2 separate regions of the Homo sapiens genome follow, and region 1 is linked to region 2. Evidence: chromatin contacts called from ENCODE Hi-C or POLR2A ChIA-PET data. All regions are on one chromosome and are shown on one strand. Each heading gives the region's core, a stretch centred on a gene start or an enhancer-like site at or near the end of the contact. The rest is flanking DNA. Distances are from core to core; before and after follow the strand shown.

Region 1 (6,519 bases), core at 2,697-5,196, 530 kb after region 2:
AACTCTGTTCCCTAGTACAGTGACTTAAATTCATCCTTGGTGTCCATTTTTTCCTTGACCTATATCCACCTATAATTTGTCCTTGACCTATATCCACCCCTAGGGGGGGATAGTGAGGTGGTGAGGGAAGATATAAAACTTTCAGTGCTCCCTAGGGGTTTGCATGTGGGGCTAATGTTCCCTTCTATTTTGATCTTTCCTGGACTAACCCAGCTGCACTGTAGACCAACCGGAGTTGACCTTGTTGCTACTACCCCACAAAGGAATATCAGCTGAATGTCAGAAGAGAACAGCTTTTTCTAACCTGTACCATCGGTCTCCTTGTTTATCTGACACCAGCGGCTTGGACAACTCAGGCTCTCAAGTCCATATGTGAATGATGCTTTAATGTATCTGAAATATGCTTTCGAATGTGACTCACTTCAAGTCACATTATGGACTTCAAGCCATATTATGCACTAAACAAAGGAGGCCCCCCAGTCTCTTTCCCATCTATTAAGCATAACAAAAAATTACTTTATTAGATTTTATAGCGAAACAATACATTGTATTCATGAGTATGATGCTATAGTATTAAGATAACTCAGTAACACACCCACACATACATGTCATTAATGATTCCATTTCTCTTTATCATAGAAAAATAAAAGTTTTACAAAAGGCAGAGGAGTTCCATTTAAACACCAAATTTTCTTCTTGGAACAGCTCTAGCCAGGGGGTCCTTCCATTAGAAACAAGTAGCTCTTTCAGAATCTCCAGTGTTAGAGAATTCCAATTTTAAGTCTCTCATGCATATCACTTTTCTAAAAGTTCACAGTATCAACTGAACACATAAAATATCATAACAACCCATACCCATAAAATTTAAACAACACAAAATTAGCCACAGCATAAGTATGAATCTCCTTAGACCAAAGTGTTTCAAAATATGTTCTATAGAAATTAAGGAATTGCTTAACAAGGATGATATGGTAGCTACAAGCAGAGTGGCATCCCCCCAAAACTAAAGTAGCCCCATATTTAAAAAGCATTTTTTTATATTGGGGCTCCTCAGAAGATTTCATTTAGAAAATAGGTTTCACTCCCTTTGCAAAACTTTGAAAACTGTTGCCTTATAAAACGGTGTTTTCCAAGTTGAAGTAGTGTTCCCAGACTCCAATAAATGTCTCATAATTAAGAATCACATTGCTGTTATAGCTGTTGACCTTGAAAGGGAGGGAGTGTGAGAAGGAATAGGCAGAGAAAAATGAAGAGAAAAAAAAGAGGAAAACTTCTTGGTTTTTATTCACCAAGTGCTATCAGTCAAAGCCATTTGCCCAGTGACCATTACCTGTGAACTTAAAATGCAAGTGGCTACCAAGCAATTTCACCCCTAAATATTTATCTAAGGGAAGAGAAAAACTAAGTCCACAAGAAACCTTGTATGGGAATGTTCATAGTAAATTTTTTCGTAACAGTCCCAAACTGGAATCAGCCCAGATGTCCATCAGAAGGACAAACTAATACATCTATACAATGGAACAATTTAGCAATAAAGAATAAAATACTGATACACGCATCAATATGAATACATCTCAAAACTATTGCATTGAGTGAAAAAAGCTGGACCAGACACAAAAGAGTACATATTGTATGATTCTACACATTAATTTCTGGAATAAGCAAATATGTTAGAAAAATATCTGAACAGTTGTGGCTTCAGAGAATGGGGTTACTGGGAAGGGGTACAAGGAAAATTTCTACAGTGATGGAAATGTTCTGTATTTTGAGTGAGGTGTGGATTACATAAGTATATATTTGTCAAAACTGATGAAACTGTACTTAAGGTTTGTGTATTTCACTGTATGAAGGTTTATCTCAGTAGACAATTTTAGGGGCAATTACTCCACTGAAAAACTATATATGGAAAAAATAAGAAAATCTCTTTATGAGCTCAGAGTAGAAAAGTATTTCTTAAACAAGACAAAGTTCTATATAGAAAATATTGAGAAATATCTATCAAAATTAAAAACTTATGTGAGAAAGAAACTTACAGAAAAGGCCAATTCAGAAATGAACAACAAACATTTAAAAGGATGCTTGATCTCACTAGTAATCAGATGAATGCCAGTTTCTAAAAAAATCTATTTCATACCTATTGTATTGGCAGTAATTTCAGAGTCTTGTGATCTGGTGAAGCTGTGGGACTGTAAATCATACTGTGCTGTGGGATTGTCAGTTGGTTCAGCCATTTTAGTAAAAACACACATCCTACTACCTAGCCACTGAATTTCCATTATGTATCCTAGACAAACTCTTACATGAGCACAAGGAATGTGTACAAGGATGGTTATTGTAGCAGCATTTGTACTCCTGAAAAATTGATTCTACCTTAATGTCCATCAATTAAGAGATGGAAGTAGTATACTCATATATTGCAATATTATATGGCAGTTAAAAGGAATAAACTAGATCTATGCATATCAAGATGAATAGAGCTTAAAACATGTAAAAATAAATACTATGTTATATGTATTTAGTGACACAATTTTTTTTTTTTTTTTTTTGAGACAGAGTCTCAGTCTGTCACCCAGGCTGGAGTGCAGTGGCCTGATCTCAGCTCACTGCAACCTCTGCCCCCCGGGTTCAAGCGATTCTCCTGCCTCAGCCTCCCAAGTAGCTGGGATTACAGGCGCCTGCCACCACACCTGGCTAATTTTTGTATTTTTAGTAGAGACGGGGTTTCACCATCTTGGCCAGGCTGGTCCTGAACTCCTGACCTTGTGATCCAACCGCCTCAGCCTCCCAAAGTGCTGGGATTACAGGCATGAACCACCATGCCCAGCTGACACATATTTATACCCAAATGTGTAAAAGCTGCATCAGAAGGATATGCACAAAAATCTCGAGATTGGTTATGCCTGGGGCGCAAAGAAAGGAAAAACAAGTGGAGTAATATTGGAAAAAGACCTTATATGAAATATATTATCAAGAAATAACTGGAAGAATTAGACAAATAAATGAATTTTGATTCATTTCTCACACCATGTACAAAAATTAACTCAAAATGAATCAGAAACAGGTGTTGATTCTGAATGTGAGCTTGGATTAGGGAAATAGTTTCAGATCTGATACCTAAAGCACAGCCATAAAAGAAAAACAATCAATAAGTTGAACTTCATCAAAATGCAAAACTTTTGCTCTATGAAAGACATTACAAAAAGACGGGCCAGGCATGGTAGCTCCTACCTGTAATTCCAGCACCTTGGGAGGCTGAGGCAGGCACATCACTTGAGCTCAGGAGTTTGAGACCAGCTTGGCCAACATGGCAAAACCCTGTCTTTACTAAAAATACAAAAATTAGCTCAGTGTGGTGGCATGTGCCTGTAGTCCCTGTAGTCCCAGCTACTCGGGAGGCTGAGGCAGGAGAATCATTTGAACCTGGGAGGTGGAGGTTGCAGTGAGCCGAGATTGTGCCACTGTACTTCAGCCTGGGCGACAGAGTGAGACCCTGTCTCAAAAACAGAAAAGAAAAAAAAAAGAAAAAGAAAAAGAAAAGAAAAGATAAGCCACAGACAGAGAAAAAATATTTGTAAAGCACTCTTCTGACAACAAACTTGAAGCCAGACTATATGAAGAACTATCAAAACTCAACCAAAAAAAGACCAAGTTTTTTTTTTTTAAATAGCAAAGTTTTGAACAGATACTTCACCAGAGGAGATATATTGGTAGCCAATAAACATATGGAAGGTGCTCAACATCATTAGTCATTACGGAAATGCAAGTTAAAACCATGATGAGACAATGCTACACTTACTAGAATAACTTTAAAAAAGAACCTGACAATAATATCAAGTGCTGTTGATGATGAGAGGCAACTGGAACTCTCAGATATTGCTGGTGGGAATGCACAATGGTACAACCTCACTGGAAAACCCTCAGGCAAAGAAATGCAGGTGCTGCTGTTGAAATCAAACAGCTTATGAGGAAGTGGTAAGGGCAAGAGAATATGGGTGGAGTACCCATAGTATCTGTTAATACTCCCACGTAATGAGTTCTTCAGTTCTGAATTTACTGAGAGCTCTGTCAGGTTCTTGTAAGTTGGCCAAGTCAACCATAAAAATTCTATTGCTTTGCATTTTTTACAGTGCAAGTCAGTTTCTCAATCCTGACTAAGAAACACAAGAAAGGAGGAAAGATGGGGCATTTGCCTGCAATGTCAGATACAACCAAGCCAAAAGCCTACACCCCAAAGCCCTGTGTATTTGGAGGTGAGCCTGCCCTGGTCCTCCAGGAGGATATCCAGGGTCGCCCAGACCAGATTTTGCTTTCTCACCAAGGAATGTCGCCCACCACGAATAAAAGATGCCTTTGCAGATTGAGGTTCCGGAGTGTGAGTTTATCAAAGAAGGAGCAGGAAGAAGGAAAGAAGGGAAAAAAGAAAAGCCCCCACATTTCTGCCAGCGCCTCATGCAGCTTACTAGCTCCTCTCCCAGGGCCTCCAGGAGGCTCTCTTCACATGGAAGGAGGCTGAAGAGCAGGTCTTCCAGCAGTTTAAAGTCTCTGGAGGAACTTGTGCCACAATCCATGCCTCCTCTACCAACTGAACTCTCAACTGGGTCTGTTGCCTTCTGCCAAATGTTATTTACATCTCCAGGAGACATAAATATTGGTCACAATGCCTGTGAATCTTGAAATTCTATTCTATTCTATTCTCCCACCTACTATAGTAAATTCCAGACAGCGATAGGCAAAAAAGAGCCCTAGGCAAGGGCCCACTTTATTCCATCTCTTTCCTTGGACAATTCTATTAGGTAACAAAAGAATCAACTTTATTAGGTATAATAGGCATGCAAGAAAAACATTTATTTAAAATGCACATCAGGCTGGGCGTGGTGGCTTACGCCTGTAATCCCAGCACTTTGGGAGGCCAAGGTGGGTGGATCACCTGAGGTCAGCCTGACCAACATGGAGAAACCCTGTCTCTACTAAAAATACAAAATTAGCCAGGTGTGGTGGTGCATGCCTGTAATCCCAGCTACTCGGGGGGCTGAGGCAGGAGAATCGCTTGAACCCAGGAGGTGGAGGTTGCAGTGAGCTGAAATCGGGCCATTGCACTCCAGCCTGGGCAACAGGAGAGAAACTCTGTCTAAAAAAATAATAAAATAAAATACAATGCACGTCAATGAGATTTAACAAATATATATCTCTGCATATAAGTCCCACTACAATTAAGTGATAGAGCACTTCCATCATTCCAGAAACTTTTTCTCATGCCCTTTGCAGCCAACCTCTGTCCTAGGAAACAACTGCTCTGCTTTCTGTTACTATAGCTTAGTTTCAACTTTTCTAGAATTTTTCATCTAAATGGAATTATATAGTATTATGCTTTTGTGTCTGACTTCTTTTGCTCAGCCTAACTTTTGGAATTCATTAATTTTAGTGTGCATTAGTAGTTCTGCTCCTTTTTACTGCTGTGATATTCCACATCATTCTTTAATATAAAGACAACTTTTCACCTCTGGATTAAGAGCTAGACCTGCAATAGCAAACTTAAATGCCTAGAGAAGACAGGCCCATAATGCAAACGAGAAAAGGGGTCTGGTATAAGAAAATTTATTTTTAAAAACACTACTCCTCTTGTTATATCCTCATTTTCTAAAGAAATGCTTCGTTTTCTTCAACTTTAAGGAAAATAGGAGTGTATGTATGATGATAAATAGCAACCGACACCTGACTTTGGGGAGAACAATAAAGAATGAAGGGGATGGTGGCAGATTCCAGAGTCCACACCCATCTAAAGGAAGCAGCTTTGCCGTATAGGAACACGGGGCCAGGTTTCACATCTTCTTATTGTTCCAGAGAAGCAGGAAATCTGGGTTTGTATGTGAAATCTCCTGAGTTTTAAATGTTGAAAACAAATTCAAATTTTATTAAAGCACTGGATGGGCCAATTCTGTTCAGGTCAAATAAAACAAATCTGGGGGCCAGATGTGGACTGGCAGGCATCACTTTGTGTCCTCTGATGTCGACAAACTAAAAGCAAGCCCAAGCCGCCCTCTCCACTGTGCTTTTTGTAGAAACATCTTGGTCCTGCTGGGACCTCCCAGTCCAAGGAAGCACCAGGGATGGCTTACCTCACTGGCTACATGGAAGAGAGGAAAAAAGGAAGAGCAAAACTCATTTCAAGGTCCCAAGAAGAAGAGAGGAAGAGAATATTTACTCCAGGCTAGTTATTATTTTTACCACCCTCCTGCCCCATACTAGAGCATCATGAGAATACATATATTCGAATCACCTGGGGTGGGAAAACAGGTTCCCTTCCGATTTATTTGATCTGTTGGGCCTGCTGTGGTCTTGCATTTTAACAAGCTCCTCGAGTAACTCTTATCCACACTGAAGTTTGACACTCGCTGCATTGGGTTTTCCAGTCTTTGCTACAAAATGGTTCAGTTGCCAATGAGAGTTCATTTTGTCCTACATCTAAATTTGAGTTCCCTTTTGTAGGAAAAGTAATGGGGAAGAAGGGAAGGCTTTGAG
Region 2 (6,291 bases), core at 3,534-6,033:
CAGGGTGAGTCCGTAGAGTAAAGTGAAAGCAAGTTTATTAAGAAAGTAAAGGAATGAAAGAATGGCTACTCCATAGACAGAGCAGACTCAAGGGCTGCTGGTTGCCAATTTTTATGGTTATTTCTTGATTATATACTAAATAAGGGGTGAGTTATCCATGCCTCCCCTTTTCAGACCATATAGGGTAACTTCCTGATGTTGCCATGGCATTTGTAAACTGTCATGGAGCCGGTGGGAGTGTAGCCATGAGGACAATCAGAGGTCACTCATGGCTATCTTGGTTTTGGTGGGATTTAGCCGGCTTCTTTACTGCAACTTGTTTTATCAGCAAGGTCTTTATGACCTGTATCTTGTGCCAATCTCCTATCTCATTCTGTGACTTAGAATGCCGAACCATCTGGAAATGCAGCCCAGTAGGTTTCAGCCTCATTTCACCCAGCTCCTATTCAAGATGGAGTTGTTCTGGTTCACACGCCTCTGACAGAGGGATCACAGAATCTTAAAGAGGGAAGAGTGCGTATGAGACCAGAATATGCCACCCCAAAATATGACCATAGGAGACCAGAATATCCCATCCCAAAATATTCCTTTTAGGCATAAGAATTATTTTGAGCTGATTATTTTGAGAAACTACAGACACAGAAGTTCCAAACACAGAGTTGAAGTTTCCTTTTGTAAGGGAAATTTATATCTACAAAGAAAATCTCCATTTGTAAGGGTGTCTCCCTCTCGGTACCAGGAAGAGAAGGATGACTCACTATAGTCTCTTATCAATGAAGAAGGCACAACTTAAAGCTGCATAACAAACCTTACCTTTCTTTACCATGCTTTTCCTGGGTAGCTCCCCATAACTGGACTTCCCCCAACACCCTTGTGACCATTTCTCTGACCATTACTCCAATGGCATGATTCCAGCCTCCTGGCTCTCATCTCTGAATGTGACCTGCTTTGCCTATATGCCTCTGTAGGTATGGAGCACAAAGTGGAATTCCTCACCTAAAGTGTGGTATGACCAGCACAGAGCAGCACAGGATTCTCACCTCCCTTTTCTCAGATAGTATACCTCTACTAATATTGCCTGTGACGTCTATCCAATAAATCCCCTAAATGTTTTTATTGGTGCTTGTCCCCTGCTACATCTTCCTCATTTATAATTCCAGAATTCCCTCTTGGGCTGCGGGAGGTTTTTAGACCTTTATGTTGTTAGATTTCATTTATTATTATTTAGTATTACCTTCTTATGCCTGTAATGTATTATTGTTTTTGCCTTCCCAGAATGTTTGCCCTTCTGTCTGTAACAGTATTTCTATTTATTTTCCAGGCAGTCTTAGTGGTGCTAACAATCAAGTGGCTTGCCTTGTTCTGACCTGAGTGTTCGCCAAACACTCCCCAGGCTACAACAGCCGCGCTCCCCTCTGAAATCAGGACACAAGAATTGAAAGAAACTGGAACAGATACATCACTTACCCCTGGCATCCAGAACCCCAGAGCATCCTTCCCACAAATTGGTTATAACAAATTACCACAAACTCAGTGGCTTAAAAGAGCACCAATTAGGGGTCTAGCATCCAAAATATATAAAGAGCTCTTTTTTCATACATATCCATACTATATAAAGATCTCTCACAACAACAAAAAGATAACCAGCCCAATTTTTTAAAAAAGGTCAAAAAATGGAAATTTCCTCAATAAAGATATATAGTCAACAAGCATATGAAAAAATGCTTGACATCATTAGTCATTAGAGAAATGAAAATACAATTCAGAGTGAGGTGCTACTTCACTCCCACTAATAAAGTGGCATAGTTGTCTGGGGTAAATACCCGAGGTTTGTTGTCCCACACCAAGGGAATCAAGGACACGGACACTCAAGAAGTAAGTTTAAGAGCAGAGGCTTAATAGGCGAAAGAAAGAGAACAGCTCTCTCTCCTGCACACAGAGGGGCGGCCAAGTGGGCCTTCTAGTCCGTGGCAAAGTGCACAGATGAGCTTGAGGCGGCGGTGTCTGATTTACATAGGGCCCAAAAATTGGTTGGACCAGGTGTGTCATTTACATAGTGCGTGAAGAAGCTGGCCACCCCACCCTAACCTTTTATTATGCAGATAGGTTCTCTACCTGGCCAGCGCCATGTTGCCTGTTCCTTTACGGTACCCGTAGTTGACCGAAAAAGGAAGATGGAACCTCCATGTTGAACACGCCTGGTCCCCCAGGTAGCACTTTCCTATTGGCACAGCTGCAGGCATTCACCCGTGCAAGCTTCCAACTTGCTTACCTATATGTCTGCAGCTCGATTTTACAGGCTGGTTTTTTTTTTTTTTTTAATAGAAAATAAATGATTTGGGGGCTGCTTTTTATTAAAGGAAAATCTTACTAAGGACTCTCTTACCTTCACTATCTGACTAAATAATTTCTTTCTAGCTCCTGTTATCATTTGGATAGCTATACTTAAAAAAAAAAGAAAAGAAAAGAACAAGTGTTGATGAGGATGTGGAGAATTGGAAACCTTATGCATTCCAGTTATTTGGTGGGAATGTAAAATGGTTCAGCTGTTATGGAAAATAGTTTGGCAGTTTCTCAAAAAGTTAAACATAGAATTACCACATGACCCAGCAATTCCACTTCTAAGCATATATACCCCCAATACTGAAAGCAGGAACTCATATTAGTATCTATACTCACATGTTCATAGCAGCACTATTCACAATAGCCAAAATGTAGAAACAGCCCAAATATCTATCAGTTGATGAATAGCTAAAGTTATTGTGGTATTTATATACAATGGAATATTATTCAGCCATAAAAGGAATGAGGTACTGGCACATGCTACAACATGGGTGAACTTTAAAATATTTGCCAAGCAAAAGAAGCCAGAAGACGCAAAAGTCACATAAGATTGGATTTCTATGAAATATCCGTAGTATGAAAGAACACAGATTGGTGGTTATCTGGGGGAGGTGGGACAAAGGGATGGGGAGCGAATGCCTAGTATGTATGGAGTTTCTTTCTGGGCTGATGAAAATGTTTTGGTCCTAGATAGAGTGTTTGCATAGTACTGTGAATGTACTAAATGCCGCTGAATTGTTTGCTTTAAAATGGTTGCTTTTATTCAGTGAATTTCACTGCAATTGAAACACATGCACACAAGCACACGTATACACACACGAATTTATTCTCTCATAGTTCTGGATTTCAAAAATCCTAAAACCTAGGGGTTGGAGGGCTCTGTTCCTTCTGGAGGCTCTAAGGGAGGCTTCATTCCATGCCTTTTTCTGGCTACTAAAGGCCATCTGCCTTCCTTGGCTTTGGCCCCTTCCTCTATCTTCAAAGCCAGCAGTGACTTCAAATTCCTGTCTCAGTGATGTCTGCTTCAGTCATCACATCGTCTTCTCTGACTCTGGCCCTCCTGCATCCCTTATTATAAGGACCCTTGTATTACATTGGTTCTACCTGAATAGTCAAGAACACTCTCCCGATTTCAAGATCCTAATCCCATCTGCAAAGTCCCTTTTGCCATGTCAAGTAACATATTCACAGTTTTCAGGGATTCAGAGGGGGACATCTTTGGGGGGCTATCACTCCATCCACCACACCCTGACACCCCTTCAGTGAACTCCTTTTCTTCCTTCAGTTAGCCAGTGTCTGTTGCTTGCAACCACAGAACATTAATTGATAAAATACTTCCTGTTTTTCAGCACTGTATTTTGAATGAAGAATGTGAAAGTAACAAGCAGGACTTGGTGATTTCTTGATCCTGATGGAGAATGACTAAGGAAATCTGCAGGAATTTCACATTTAGCACAATGCTTTCCCCAGGAGCAAGGAAGCCTGGAGAGCAGATGCTTAGGAAGTGTCTGACAGCTGAATGAGTCACGGGGTGAGAAGAGAAGGAAAGTTTAAAGCCTTTAATCAGAGGATATAGAAGCAGGGATAAGACTGAACAGAGAGGAGCAAGGAAGCAGGAAAATATATTTCATATAAAAATCTAAGTTAGAAGGCAGGTTAGCACACATAGCATAAAAGTTGCTAATCCCCCTTCTTTGTCAGGTGACACTCTCCTACTGTCAAACCTGAATCTGAGTCAGAGGTCACCTTAGCCCCAGGAAGTCCTTCTGATGTTCCCAGAGAGAATTAACAGCTTTCTCTGTTCCACAAATATATACTGGGTGCTTACTGTGTTGCTCTGAACACATGCAGTCGCAGAAAATTCTTCAAAAGAAGGAACCTGCTTTTGCCACTGTCTAAAAGTGCCTGGGACACATTGGGGGTTCACATGCTAGCCACATTTTTAAAAGCCATGGGCCAGCACAGCTAAAAAGAACTGTTTGTTTGCTTTAGACATTAGCATTCAAAGCCATCTTTATTTATATTCCATTTCATACAGACCCTTCAATGTATTTTTAAAAATCAAACTTGGAATCACAGCACTTTTGTATGCCCCAGGAATCTATTATAGCTCAGTAACTTTTAGGACCAGTTTACCAAAACCTGGCATTGGTTTTCACAGGTGCATTTCTTGCAAGCCAAACTGGCCTGACAAGGAAATAAATGCTCACTTGCAGGGTCATTTCTAGCTCTGATGGGCCAGGCCACTTCATTTCCCAGAGCCTCTTAAGGAGGAAGCTATTTGACTTTCTGCGTCAACCAAACTGTCAGTGTTACCAATTCCTTTGACTTTGACCTAGAAATTTTATTCATGCAAAATGGAGTGAGCTCGGTTTTCTTTTTTTGTTTTGTTTTTTTGTTTGTTTGTTTTTGGAAGTCATGGTTCCTGGAAGAGCGGAGAACACTCTTTGTTTAATATATCACCTTAGGGTTCAGATATCACTTATATTTCATTCTCAAAAGCCATCGTATGAGTCAGCCCTGTCTTTACAGGTACTGTGTTTGTTGAAAGGGGAGAGGGTTGTTTGCTCATCCAGGGTGGAGAAACCTCTGAGAGTAGCTGGATATTGCCTTTTTCCTCCACCCTCGGGCTATGGCCTGTAGTCAGTACACAGTGGGTAAACCGCAGGTTGCCTAAAGCAACCATGATAGCCAGAGTTGCCTGCAAAAGCACATTGTCATTTGGATGGCAACACTGGATTTTAATTATGACCATCCAGAGTCACTGCCTTCCATACCAAGACCTTGACTTCCTAAAACAACACACTATAAACTACGTCTTTTATAATCAGGGAAACATCAAATATGAGTAAAATCAATGCCTCTTCTCCCCTAAAAGGATAAGGAAACCAGTACAAAGTCAGGTTTTTGTTTTGTTTTGAGATAGAGTCTTGCTCTGTCACCCAGGCTGGAGTGCAGTGGCGCAATATCGGCTCACTGCAACCTCGGCCTCCCAGGTTCAAGTGATTCTCCTGCCTCAGCCTCCCGAGTAACTGGAACTACAGGTGCCTGCCACCACGTCCAGCTAATTTTTGCATTTTTAGTAGAGATGGGGTATCAACCACATTGGCCAGGCTGGTCTTGAAGTCCTGACTTCAGTGATCCACCCCCCTCGGCCTCCCAAAGTGCTGGGATTACAGGCATGAGCCACCGCACCCGGCCCCAAGTCAGTTTTAAGCTCAGCAAAACTCCCCATCATTTTCCTAACCTTTGTGATCAAGTCCTAAGAAATTTCCTCCTGTAAAATTAAGTTTCTAGGCTAGGGCTTTGCACTGAAGGGGACTGATGTGTTCACATTCTTGAGGGAGTACAGGTAAGATTCACAACAAAACCAGCACAATCAACCTACAGACATACGTGGTGAGCATAATTTCACATTTTCTATGTGCCACAGAATTATTCTTCCTCTTTGCTTATCTGCTGGGAAAATGGCATGGCATGGCTACCAGGTGTCCCACATATTCCAGGACAGCCCTGATTTCTTGTATTCTTTCCTGCTGTCCCCCACATCTGCTCACTCTTGTCCAAGCCATGTGAACCAGTGTCTGCTTCAGAATGAAGGGCAGATGTAGTGTAGCACAGGGCAAGAGAAGTAACCTTTTTGAAGACCCGTTCACTCATGGGACAAACAAAGGTAATACTTAGGTCACACATTAAAAAAAAAAAATAAGATTATGACAAAGTTATTAGGAAGATACTATTACTTATTAATATAAGCATCCCACACATGAGCAAATTTTCAGAGAATTAAGAAATTCTAGAATTGAAGTGGCTCTTAAACCCTTAGAAAAGCACAGGCCAAGCATCCAAATAGGTAAGGATGACATGTCACACACATTAGACATATTTTTATTTTAAAATTGCTATTACCACAGGCCAGAGCATAAATAATACAACAGACCTCTTTTG

What was found. Hi-C counts contacts between places; a loop is a spot of excess contacts on that map. ChIA-PET counts read pairs that join two places held with the same protein, here RNA polymerase II (POLR2A).
Region 1: a loop to region 2 is called in a map of PC-9, with 10 times the contacts of the local background. The contact joins two enhancer-like sites. A Hi-C loop is called at or near these places in 1 of 168 maps with a recorded cell type or tissue (PC-9). POLR2A ChIA-PET finds 5 or more read pairs at or near these places in 1 of 52 experiments (PC-9).

Annotation. Positions count from the first base shown.
Region 1 is chr9:78,115,190-78,121,708 of GRCh38, forward strand. No RefSeq gene overlaps it. Among named protein-coding and RNA genes, the nearest start is that of GNAQ, 87 kb to the left of the region's middle. Within about 2 kb of position 3,947, at least 5 of the 41 ENCODE cell types and tissues checked have a DNase peak (open chromatin) inside an H3K27ac peak, as active enhancers do; they include PC-9, where a contact is called at or near this core.
Region 2 is chr9:77,584,673-77,590,963 of GRCh38, forward strand. All of the region lies in intron 1 of GNA14 (G protein subunit alpha 14), which reads right to left. Among named protein-coding and RNA genes, the nearest start is that of GNA14, 61 kb to the right of the region's middle. RefSeq lists enhancers at 593-1,484, 2,813-3,718. Within about 2 kb of position 4,784, at least 7 of the 41 ENCODE cell types and tissues checked have a DNase peak (open chromatin) inside an H3K27ac peak, as active enhancers do; they include PC-9, where a contact is called at or near this core.